Regions from separate parts of the Homo sapiens genome. Here region 1 is linked to region 2. Evidence: chromatin contacts called from ENCODE Hi-C or POLR2A ChIA-PET data. All regions are on one chromosome and are shown on one strand. The core of a region is the stretch at or near the end of the contact, and the rest is flanking DNA. Distances in the headings are between cores, read along the strand shown. Region 1 overlaps PADI2 (peptidyl arginine deiminase 2). Region 2 has its middle 6.7 kb from the start of NBPF1.

Evidence for each region. Hi-C counts contacts between places; a loop is a spot of excess contacts on that map. ChIA-PET counts read pairs that join two places held with the same protein, here RNA polymerase II (POLR2A). Pooled maps may share reads with other maps.
Region 1: a loop to region 2 is called in a pooled map, with 5 times the contacts of the local background. The contact joins two enhancer-like sites. A Hi-C loop is called at or near these places in 2 of 50 pooled maps. POLR2A ChIA-PET finds 5 or more read pairs at or near these places in 3 of 52 experiments (K562, OCI-LY7 and activated B cell).

The regions. Positions count from the first base shown.
Region 1 is chr1:17,073,414-17,079,552 of GRCh38, forward strand. PADI2 (peptidyl arginine deiminase 2) reads right to left here. Exons shown (of 16, transcript NM_007365.3): 11 at 5,851-6,002; 12 at 2,266-2,410; 13 at 1,443-1,536. Among named protein-coding and RNA genes, the nearest start is that of SDHB, 22 kb to the left of the region's middle. Within about 2 kb of position 2,183, at least 2 of the 41 ENCODE cell types and tissues checked have a DNase peak (open chromatin) inside an H3K27ac peak, as active enhancers do.
Region 2 is chr1:16,617,612-16,622,986 of GRCh38, forward strand. It overlaps the pseudogene CROCCP2. Among named protein-coding and RNA genes, the nearest start is that of NBPF1, 6.7 kb to the left of the region's middle. RefSeq lists enhancers at 942-1,610, 1,611-2,278, 2,279-2,947. Within about 2 kb of position 3,545, at least 4 of the 41 ENCODE cell types and tissues checked have a DNase peak (open chromatin) inside an H3K27ac peak, as active enhancers do.

The DNA.
Region 1 (6,139 bases), core at 933-3,432, 450 kb after region 2:
CTCAAAAAAAAAAAAAAAAAGTATAACGGATATAGAGAGTGCTGATGGTTAGTCAGCATTGTAGATGTATTTAATGTCCCGGAACTGTGTCCTTACAAGTGGTTAAAATAACAAATGTGTTAGATTAGGTATATTTTATCACAATAAAAAACATGTTGGACATAAGGATGGCAATGGCAAACACTGGGGACTATTAGAGTGGGGAGGGAGAGAGGAGGGAAAGAGTTGAATGACTAACTGTTGTCTACTATGCTCAGTACCTGCGTGATGGGATCATTCATACCCCAAATCACACAATACACCCAGGTAACAAACCTGCACATGTACCCCCTAAATCTAAAATAGAAGTTGAAAAAGAAAAAAAAGAAGTATGAGGAATTGGCATGGTGTCTCTAACCTGGCTGGTTGTCTCCACCTGATCATCTTTCCCTCTTTCCGTGATTAATTCAAATGCAAACCTCATCCCGACTATGTCTGTCCCAATTATGTGAATGTCTAAACGTAGAAGATAATGTCTCACTTCTGGACTGACAACCACGATGTCTGACCATGCCTTTTGCCCACTAAAGTCCACTTTTCTTCCTGTCCCTAAATTGTATTGCATCTATTTTCTATCTCTCTTTCTAAAATACAAGCTCCTTGAATGCAGATTGCACATCAGTTTCCTTTTCTTTTTCAAAATTTTTATTATAGAGAGGCTGGGTGTGGTGGCTCATGCCTGTAATCCCAGCACTTTGGGAGGCTGAGGCGGGTGGATCACCTGAGGACAGGAGTTCAAGACCAGCCTGACCAACATGGTGAAGCCCAGTTTCTACTAAATAAAAAAAAATTAGCTGGGCATAGTGGTGCCTGCCTGTAATCCCAGCTACTTGGGAGGCTGAGGCAGGAGAATCGCTTGAACCTGGGAGGCGGAGGTTGTAGTGAGCCAAGATTTCACCATTGCACTCCAGCCTGGGCAATAAGAGCGAAACTCTGTCTCAAAAAAAAAAAAAAAAAGTATTATAAAAATGGGGCTCTCACTATGTTGCCCAGATTGGTCTCGAACTCCTGGACTCAAGTGATCCTCTTTCTTCAGCCTCCAAAGGTGTTGGAATTGTAGGCATGAGCCACCAGACCCAGCTGCATGTCAGTTTTCAACCATTTAACCCTCCACTGGGTCTGGTGCCATTTAAAGTATACGCTAGGGCTTGAAGATGCGCTATGCACTGCTGGTGACACTAAGGAGCTGTGGGCAGCTCACAGTCCACCCAGCCACAGCAAGGGTCACAGGAGGCCAGAGGTGCTTCCCAGCATGGCGACCTCACAAACCCCCGATCGGGCCAGACACCCAGGGAAGTGGAGCTGGGTGCTCAGGGACAAAGTGCTTATCTGCCCCACCCTCCCGAGGGTCTCTCTGGGGCCTCCAGCTCGCCACTTCCTGTCAAGGCCCTGTGGCCACTCACCTTTGAACATGATGGCCTCTCCATGGCCGTCCTTCTGCTTCTCTCGGAAGAGCTTGTAGCAGGCCGAGGTGCTGGCCATGAGTAGCAGGAATTTCTGCAAGAGACAGTCCAGAGGGACAGAGTCAGCAGTGGGAAGGCACCCAAGGAGCACGGGGAGGCCCTGCGCTGAGGACCCAGTGCCTTGCCTGCTCATTGCCTCAGGCCTCCCATGCCGAGTGGCAAAGGCTGACGGGGAGGGTGTTCTCTGCTTCAGAGGAATATTTCTCACCTTTCCTCTACCTCAGCAATGTCACCAGATCAAGGCTCAGAGTCAAAGGTGGACTTGGACAGGACATCTCCAAGTTGCCAAGCAGCCACACAATTTGCAGAGAATTTCCAGGGTATGAAGTTGTACCCATAAGAAAATGAAAGAACCTCTTTCCAGTGCCACAGGTGCATAACCTATTTCTCTCTAGAGCATTACCACCAACACAATAGCCACTAGCCTTATGTGACTATTGAACACTTGAGCTGTGGCTAGTCTGAATTTAGGTGTGTCATGTGAGTAAAATCTTTGCCAGATTTTGAAGATTTAGTATGAGAAAAGAATTTAAATCTCTCGTTAATAATTTTTAGGCTGATTATGTGTTGCAATGCTAACATTTTGGATTTATGGGGTTAAAATTTTACCTGCCACAGCAACAACATGCAAACCAGCTTCAGCCTACTTCCTCCTTCCTTTATGCTGTCGAGTTCCTCTAGCTCTTGCCCTCTGCTGGCAGGGGCGGGTAATATATTGGTTTGCTGCTACCCCATTCACTCCAGCCTCGGGAGGCTAGCTTACCTTTGTGCCGGGGATGGGGACAAAGGACATGAACTCATCCACGTGGCCCACAGTCAGCCAGTCTGAGTAGAGCTCCACGGGCGCCTGCACCTGCTGGGCCTTCAGGAAGTCACGCACCACCTTGGTCATCCTCCGACCACCAGACCTGGAGAAGGGAGGAAGAGGAGTTTCAGCAAATTACCCACCGCACCAGAGGGCCTGCAAGAGGAGTTTGGTCTCTGGGACCCACCTCGGACCCAGAGTGACATCAGCAGAGAAGTCCCAGGAAGGAGACTAGGTTGGGTTAAGAGACCCTGGCGCAGGCAGTAAGGCGTTTGAGTCCCAGGGGAAAGAGTAGGTGTGAGTTGCAGCTGCGGCCTGTGTGAAGGGCAGGGAGCCCAGGCTTCAGCCCTTGAGGGTGCCAGTGAGTGTGCAGAGGCTACCTTTTGTGTGCGGGAGTCCCACCTGGCCTGCTGGACGGGGCTAGGGCACAGGAGGGCTCCAAAATCTGCCCTCATCCATGTGCCTCTTTGCTACATTAACTTCTACTTACTTTAATCTTTTTTTTTTCCCCCGAGATGGAGTCTTGCTATGTTGCCCAGGCTGGAGTAGAGTGGCATGATCTTGGTTCACTGCAACCTCTGCCTCCCGGGTTCAAGCAATTCTCCTGCCTCAGCATCCTGAGTAGCTGGGACTACAGGCGTGTGCCACCACGCCCGGCTAATTTTTGCATTTTTAGTAGAGACAGGGTTTCACCATGTTGGCCAAGCTGGTCTTGAACTCCTGACCTCATGATCCGCCCTCCTTGGCCTCCCAAACTGCTGGGATTACAGGTGTGAGCCACTGTGCCTGGACTTACTTTAATCTTTAATCAGTTCAAGAGAAACCTCCTCCAGGAAGCCCTTCCTCATTTCTTTTTTTGTGTGTGTTTGTTTTTTGTATTTTGAGACAGAGTCTAACTCTGTCACCAGTGCAGTGGCATGATCTCAGCTCACTGCAATATCTCCCTCCCTGGTTCAAGCGATCCTCCTTCCTCAGCCTCCCAAGTAGCTGGGACTACAGGTGCCCACCACCCCGCCCAGCTAATTTTTTTGCATTTTTAGTAGAGATGGGGTTTTACCATGTCGGCCAGGATGGTCTCGATCTCTTGACTTCGTGATCTGCCCACCTCAGCTTTCCAAAGTGCTGGGATTACAGGTGTGAGCCACCGCTCCCGGCCAGCCCTTCCTCATTTCTAGACCCCCCAAGGTCTGCAATCTCTCCATTATCCTCCGAAGATAACCCTAGCTCCTTAGGGTGGCCAACAAATTCCTTTCTGATCTGGCTCCTGGCCAGCCCTCCTCCCTCGCTTCCCTCCCTTCCCCCGGTTCTGTCTGCTCCAGCCACCTGCTACACTTGCTATCCCTTGGGGCTTTTCCCTTTGCTGTTCCTTCTGTATGGAATGCGCTTCCTTTACAATCTCCTGATGGCTGCCTACTTCTTAACATCCAAGCCTCAACTCTAGTCACATCTTCAAAAAAACAACAGCTAAGGCACCCCTGTCCCCAGGAATGTTTTATCATGTCACCCTGTTTTATCTTCTCCATTGCATGTATCAGCATTCAGAATTATCTAATTGATTTACTTGATTCCATGTTTATTTTCTGTACTGCCCTTACCCAACTATAAACTCCCGGAGAGCTGGGACTTCATCTGTTCTGGTCACCGCTGTATCCCCAGAGCCTAGAATAGTGCCTGGCACAGAGTAGTTTCTCAATAAATATTTGTCTTTAAGGGCCGCCCCTGAGCTCCTCGAGGGGGTTCAGGGCCACTCCCTGGGCTGACCTGACTCCCTGTTATTCTTTCTATCGTTGCAAGTCCCTCCATTTCATCAGGGTCTATTTGCATGCCTGAGACCTCTGCTATCTCCTTGAAGGCAGGGGCTGGGCTTCCTGTTTGGGACCCTGTGCCTGACACAGGGCCTGGCACTTGGCTGGTGCTCAGGAAATGGTTGCTGAGTGAATGAGTGGCCACTGAGTGGAGGGAGAAGGAGGCAAAAGTGGGCAAACAGTCGCTGGCTGTGCCAGTGGCCTCCCCGCAGAAGGCTGAGCATCCCATGTGGCTCGGAGGAAACTGGCGGCCAAATCCTGGCTGACCCCATCTGTGCAGGCTCCTGGCAGCCCTTTTGTGACGTGAGAACCTAAGGTATTCACTCTTTCCCCAGCGACTGCCCTGACAAGGAAGAATCTGTCTTTTCACTGGCTGGTGGGTCAACTGGGCAGGGAGTGAGGAGAATCATGGACAGGCCAGGGAGCCAGGGACTCACATTTCTGGGGCAGGACCACGTCTGCTCATACCTCTTTTAAGTATGGTAGCCCTGAGGATTCATTGGTACGCTCCCACTCATACCTGTCAGTTTTCCTTCTCTGGACTCCTCCATCCCTTCCCCAGCTGATTTATTTAATATTTTATTTTATTTTATTTTGTTTTTTGAGACGCAGTTTCACTCTTGTTGCCCAGGCTGGAGTGCAATGGCGCGATCTCGGCTCACTGCAACCTCTGCCTCCTGAGTTCAAGCGATTCTTCTGCCTCAGCCTCTTGAGTAGCTGGGATTACAGGCATGTGCCACCACGCCCGGCTAATTTTGTATTTTTAGTAGAGACGAGATTTTTCCATGTTGGTCAGGCAGGTCTCAAACTCCCGACCTCAGGTGATCCACCCGCCTCGGCCTCCCAAAGTACTGGGATTACAGGCGTGAGCCACCGCACCAGGCCTGATTTTTTTTGCCAGAGTCTCTCTCTCACCCAGGCTGGAGTGCAGGGCATGATCTCAGCTCACTGCAACCTCTGGCTCCCAGGTTCAAGCAATTCTCATGCCTCAGCCTCCCAAGAAGCTGGGATTACCACCATGCCTGCTAATACTTGTATTTTTAGTAAAGACAAAGTTTTGCCATGTTGTCCAGGCTGGTCTCGAACTTCTGGTCTCAAGCAATCTGCTTGCCTCGGCCTCCCAAAGTGCTGGGACTATAGGCATGGGCCACTGTGCCCAGCCTATTTATTTATCTATTTATTTATTTTTGAGATGAGGTCTCACTCTGTTGCCAGGCTGGAGTGCAGTGGTGTGATCTCAGCTCACTGCAACCTCCACCTCCCAGGCTCAAGCGATCCTCTCATCTCAGCTTCCTGAGTAGCTGGGACTACAGATGCATGCCACCATGCCTGGCTAATTTTTGTATTTTTTGTAGAGAAAGGGTTTTGCCATGTTGCCCAAGCTGGTCTCAAACCCCTGGACTCAAGCGATCTGCCCACCTTGGCCTCCCAAAGTGTTGGGATTACAGGTGAGAGCCACCGTGCCCCACCAACCAGCTGATTTATAATCTCATTATACACCTTTCCACTTGGGGAAAAGAGTTGTTTATTTAGTTATATATTAGATCCTAAATCACACAAAGATATAAAGGCTAGCTTGATTTTCTTTCCAAGAGTGTCGGCCTCTTAACAGGAAGTCGTGGGAGGGAATAATTCCCCCAGCCACTTGCTCCATGTGTGAGCAACCCAGGCCACCCCAAAAGAGAAACAGTGACTTCCCCACTCCCACAGCCCCTAGCCCCAGCCTGGCTTCTCTTACAGAGGAAAGCTGCTCCCGATGAGGATGCGGCCAAGCGGGTATGTCTTGCCGTTCACGGTCACTGGGGGACTGACCTCCAGGTTTCCAAATGAGTCAAGGCTGGTGACAGACTCAAAGAGGGGCTCCCGGGTCACGTAGCCAAAATCTGGGCCCTAGGCAGAGGGCACACACCTGCGTTAGTCTTCTGCAGCCAGGGTCCTCAGCCCCCAAGCCAGCCACCCTCTTTTATCACCTTCAGTCTGGGTCTGTGGGCACCCAGTTTCCAGGTGGGTTGTCCACGGTCTTCCTA
Region 2 (5,375 bases), core at 2,295-4,794:
GATTCCCCTGCTCTCCGCTTCTCCGGTCTAACAGTAGTTTAAAATAGAAGATCAGCAACATTTGGAGAGTTTTTTTCTTTGCATTTTAATGATAAACTTGATTTATTCCATTCCAAAAGTTTTCTTATTCTGAGGTTGTCTTTCTATATTTTGAGTATAAAACAATGGCCATACTATGTTGGAACCACCAAGGTTCTTCTCTTCACTTGTTCATTTGTAATGTCTCTTTATAATCTGAGAATTTCCTGAGCAAACTGGGAACTGTTATACATAATTCCTTGTTTTTCAACATTCTTTGTAAACAGGAATCAGGATTGGGGATGGGGAGGGAGGGAGGAGTAGGAGTCCTGATTTGTGGAACAGAAAATCATGGATTACTTATGTGATGGAGCAAAGGGTTTAAAAACTCTTAGCATCCCCAGATTTCCCCTTTTACTGTTTGCTGAAGAAAATTCTGTCTTTGACTCCCTTCCTTACCCTCTCCGGGCCTGTGAGAAGCTTCCTCCCTATCCAGTTTATTTCCTCCTCTGCTCCCCGACCCACCCCCCACAGCCCCCTCCTCTTTTTCAGTGAAGCCGCTGGAGGAAAGTCGGGTTTGGGAGAAGACCCACACAGGCAAGGACAGCAGGAGAACACTGACATAGTTACACTCTTGTCACCAGCACTTTTATTAAGACGTGAAAAGACAAAGACAACAGAGGAGAGCAGAGAATAATATCTCTGTTTCAGCTATTCCAGGATGTTATGCCAATTATCCAGAGTCCTTGATCTGATGTAGTAAAGAGCTAGGGACATTTTCCCTGAAGGCTTTGATTGCTGGCAAAATCTCATTAAACGTGTATACATTCATAGGTTGGCCATAGGATGGATAAAAGAAGAGCCTCTGGCCTACATCTGCCACGATACATGTGCAAAAATGCTCTCTGCAGCATTATTTTTCATTGTAAAATAGCAGAACAAATTTATTATTCAATAATTATAAAATGGTCAAATGTATGTGACTATATTTGGACAATGAAAAATGCAGCTGTTAAAAGCAGACAATACTGATGATTCAGATGATGTTACTGATGAAAATAATAACAGATGACAATTATTGAGCATTTATGGCATTCTTACAGGCATTACCTTATTTAAAGTTCAGAACTACCAAGGAAAAGAGTAACTTGTGGCAGGCGTGAGAGGTTCCGAGGCACAAAAGGAAGATAGGCATTCAAGGAACACCAGGATAGAAGACCCAGAGTAGGAGAAGAGAGAGGAAGAGGAGTCCGCCAGATGGGATGCTGGAAACCGCGGGATAGCTCGGTGGAGAGAGGGCGCTCCTGCTCCGCAAGCCTCCCTACGACGGCAGGCCTACCCGGTCCTGCTCCTGCCGGCTCTGGGCATCTGGTTTCTGCCGCTCCATCTCCAGGGAGATGGTGGCCAGGCTGTGCCGTGTACCCATCAACTTCTCTGACAGCGCCATCTTCTCAGACTCCTTCAGAGACAAGGCCTGGGCAGAGGCAGGGGACAAAGGGCTTGGGGGATGGGCTGGTCCTGGGGGCATGCTCAGGCTTCTTGCTGCCTAGGAAATGTGCCCACTGGGGGCTTAGAGGCCTGAGTGTGCCACTGCAGGTGGACCCAGGGCAGACATGCAGCCCTGGAAAAGGGCACAACGGCAGTCACAAGAATCCCGGACGTGGATACCACTCATAGAGCTCACTAACCCGCCACAGCACCCTGACTGCAGAGTCTTTCTTTCTACCCATCTTACAGATGAGGAAACTGAGGCTCAAGGAGGTAAAGTGACTCGCCCAGGTACACAGCTGGTGAGGAGAGGAGATGGGCACAGTCTGCCCTGTCTCCGTTACATTATAGGAAAGTTAGGGATTTGTTATTTGGGGGGACACGTCAGCTGATGCCTGTGGGCATCGTGGGGACTGCTCAGAAGGCAGCCATGAGGATCCATGCCCAGCGTGGGGTGGGACGAGGCATGGGAGAATATGGAACAGCTTTCCTGGTGTCACGACTGTCACTGTCACTCAGTAAGTGCTCACTGTGTGCCAGGCATGGAGCACAGCAAAGCCTCACGAACCCCCTTCTAATCCTCCCCTCCTGCAGGTAAGGAAACTGAGGCCCCCAAGAGGGCAGTGGCCTGCCCCAGGGCTCCTAGCTGCCAAGTGGCAGAGCAGGGCCCGGCCCCAGAACTGGAGCAGCTCAGAGAGCAGCAGAGGCCACGCCAGGGCTCACGAACCTGCTGCTTCTCGCTCTCGGCCAGGAGGAGGCCCTCGTCATGCTCCTGCTGCAGGGCAGCAATCTCCTCACTCAGCTGTTCCTTCTCAGCCTTCCGCCGGGCCAGCAGCTCCTCCTGCTCACGCTGCAGCTGACTCTGCAGCTGGGCCCGCTCGGCCTCCAGCTCCCGCCATGCTGCCTCCTAGGGGGCCAGGACTGGACGCGTGTGACACACCAGGAGGGGCCCAGGCAGACCCCCCAAAACATCAGGGCAGCAAGAGCCATCTGGCCCCCATACCCTCAGAGATGGAGGGTGACCAGGTAAATACAAGGGACTGATAAGGGCTATGACGGGGACACGCCAGGGCCGTGAAAGTGCCAAGGAGCAGCAGTGGGCTGGCCTGGGGGTCCGAACATGATCCCCTGCGGAGAGACAAGTAACTGTCAGCCAGGTAAGGAGAGAAAAGACCACCCCAGGCCAAGAGCACAGCCCCTGGAAAGGACTACAGGATGCAGGGTGCAGAGGGAAACAGGGCACGGTGAGTCACAGGGCCAGAGCCCCAGGCAGTGGCTGGGCCAGGACAGGCCGTGTGGGCCATGGGGATTCTAAGGACAGTGAGGGGAGTGGGAGAGAGGACTCGAGCCAAGGTGACAAGGAGCAATCTGATTTTTAGCTTAGGGGATGTTCCGACAGCTGTGGAAGAGGGATTGGGGTTGGGATGGAGGAGAGTTAGGACTGGCTGTGAGGAATGAAGGGGGTCAGGGGTTGCCAGAGGAGCTGGAGAGAAGAACACAGATTTGGGGACATTAATGAGGCCAAGCCAGGCAATGCAAAGGGCAAGAAGAGCAAGGGGGAGGTCACAGTTCAGATCCCTGGGGACTGGACAGGCGGGCAGGCAGAGCCCACAGGCAAATAGCAGCCCACCCGGGGAGCCCGAGGGCAGGTGCCTGCCTCAGCAGTTGTCCCTAGCAACTCTGTGAGAAGCAGACAGAGCTGCCACTTCTTTTTTTTTTTTTTTTTTAGACAGAGTCTCGCTCTGTCACCCAGGCTGGAGTGCAGTGGCGTGATTTTGGCTCACTGCAACCTCTGCCTCCCAGGTTGAAGCGATTCTTCTGCCTTACCCTCCCAAGTATCTGGGACTACAGGCGCGTGCCACCATGCCCAGCTAATTTTTTGTGATTTTAGGAGAGATAGGGTTTCACTGTGTTAGCTAGGATGGTCTCGATCTCCTGACCTCGTGATCCGCCCACCTCAGCCTCCCAAAGTGCTGGGATTACAGGCATGAGTCAGCACGCCCGGCCAAGCCACCCCTTCTTTAAGAGCTTCACCATAGCTCATGCCTGGAATCCCAGCACTTTCGGAAAGAGCTTTACCGCCCCCTGATGGAGAAGCGTGATAACCACCACCCAAGGCCATGGGGACTGCAGGGTGAGTGGCATGCCCTGGAGCCATGTAGTCATAGCCTGCACCTCTGTCAGAGGAAGCCCTGTCTAGGATTTGGTGGCTGAGGGCCCCTGTTCTGAGGGCCACTCTGGAGAGCATGCCAGTGCCAGCAATCATAACTCATGGAGCATTTGCTAAGTACCAGTCACTATGTTAAGCCCTCTATGCAGATGGTCTCAGCTCATCCTCAATACCTTCCACTATCCTATCCCTATTTCTACAGGTGGGGAAATGAAGGCACAGACACCTTGGGTAGCATCACCAGTAAGCGACCAAGATTAGATTCAAACCCAGGCAATATAACCCCAGAGTCAGTGTTCTAGTAACTTCCCTGGCCCCTTGCCTTTCTACATGCTCAGGTCTGCGTGGCCCTTCATATGGAAACTTCTTAGCAAATGAAAGTGCTTTCCTGCTGTGCATTAGGTCAACATTTCCCAAATGTGGTTGTGGACCCTCTGCATCAGGATTACCAGGGCTGGACCAGATTTGGGACCTGGGTATCTGAATGTCTAATAAGGACCACAACCTCCCCACCACCCCTCCAGTCCTCCCAGCTGTCCCCAGGGCCTCCACAACAGAGAGGGAGTCCCATTTCACAGATGTACAGACCGAGGCAGAGCAAGAACGATGATGAAACACTGGCTCAGACTTCTGCCCACCCCTCCCCAGCTGCCTGAACCTTTTCACGCTGGAGTCACTGTAAGTCCTCCTCCTGGGCTGCCCACTGCTCCCGCAGAGAGGCCTGGGCCTCCCGCTCAGCCTGCACCAGCTTCTGGGCCATCAGCTCCTTGTCTAGACTGGCTTTCTCCTGCGTAGCTATTATTTGCTGCCGCAGGCCCGCCAACTCCCCTGCACGAGAGGAATGGGGGAAAGGGCAGGGTTGGGTTGAAATTTTTCCTTGGGCCAGCAGACTTAGGCCAGTTGAGCCATATGGGCAAAATCCCAGAGGCAGAGGGCCTGCCTGGCATCCAGTTTGGGTCCTCTTGAAGAAGTGGCTTGTCCTCTCTGGGCCTCAGTTTCCCTATCTGCTACATGGGCCCACTGGCCCTGACCCCTTTCCTGCCTACCTAGAATGGCATTAAAGGCATAAAATGACTGATGAGAAGGCCTCCCAAATGGGACGGATGTCAAACATATAACAACCCTAGGCCAGGTGCCATGGCTCACTCCTGTAATCCCAGCACTTTGGGAAGCTGGGGCAGGTGGATCACCTTAGGTAAGGAGTTCAAGACCAGCCTGGCCAACACGGTGAAACCCTGTCTCTACTAAAAATACAACAATTAGCTGGGCATGGTGGCGGACGTATGTAGTCCTAGCTACTTGGGAGGCTGAGGCAGGAGAATCGCTTGAACCCAAGAGGCAGAAGTTGCAGTGAGCTCAGATCGCACCACTGCACTCCAACCTGGGCGACAAGAGTGAGACTCTGTCTCAAAAAATCAAACAGGCTGGGCGCGGTGGCTCATGCCTGTAATCCCAGCACTTTGGGAGGCCGAAGTGGGCAGATCACCTGAGGTCGAGAGTTCGAGACCAGCTTGACCAACATGGTGAAACCCCGTCTCTACTAAAAATACAAAATTAGCCAGGCATGGTGGCGCGTGCCTGTAATCCCAGCTACTTGGAAGGCTGAGGCAGGAGAATCGCTTGAACCTGGGAGGCGGAGGTTGAGGTGAGCCAAAATCGCGCCATTGCACTCCAGCCTGGGCAACAAGAGTGAAACTCC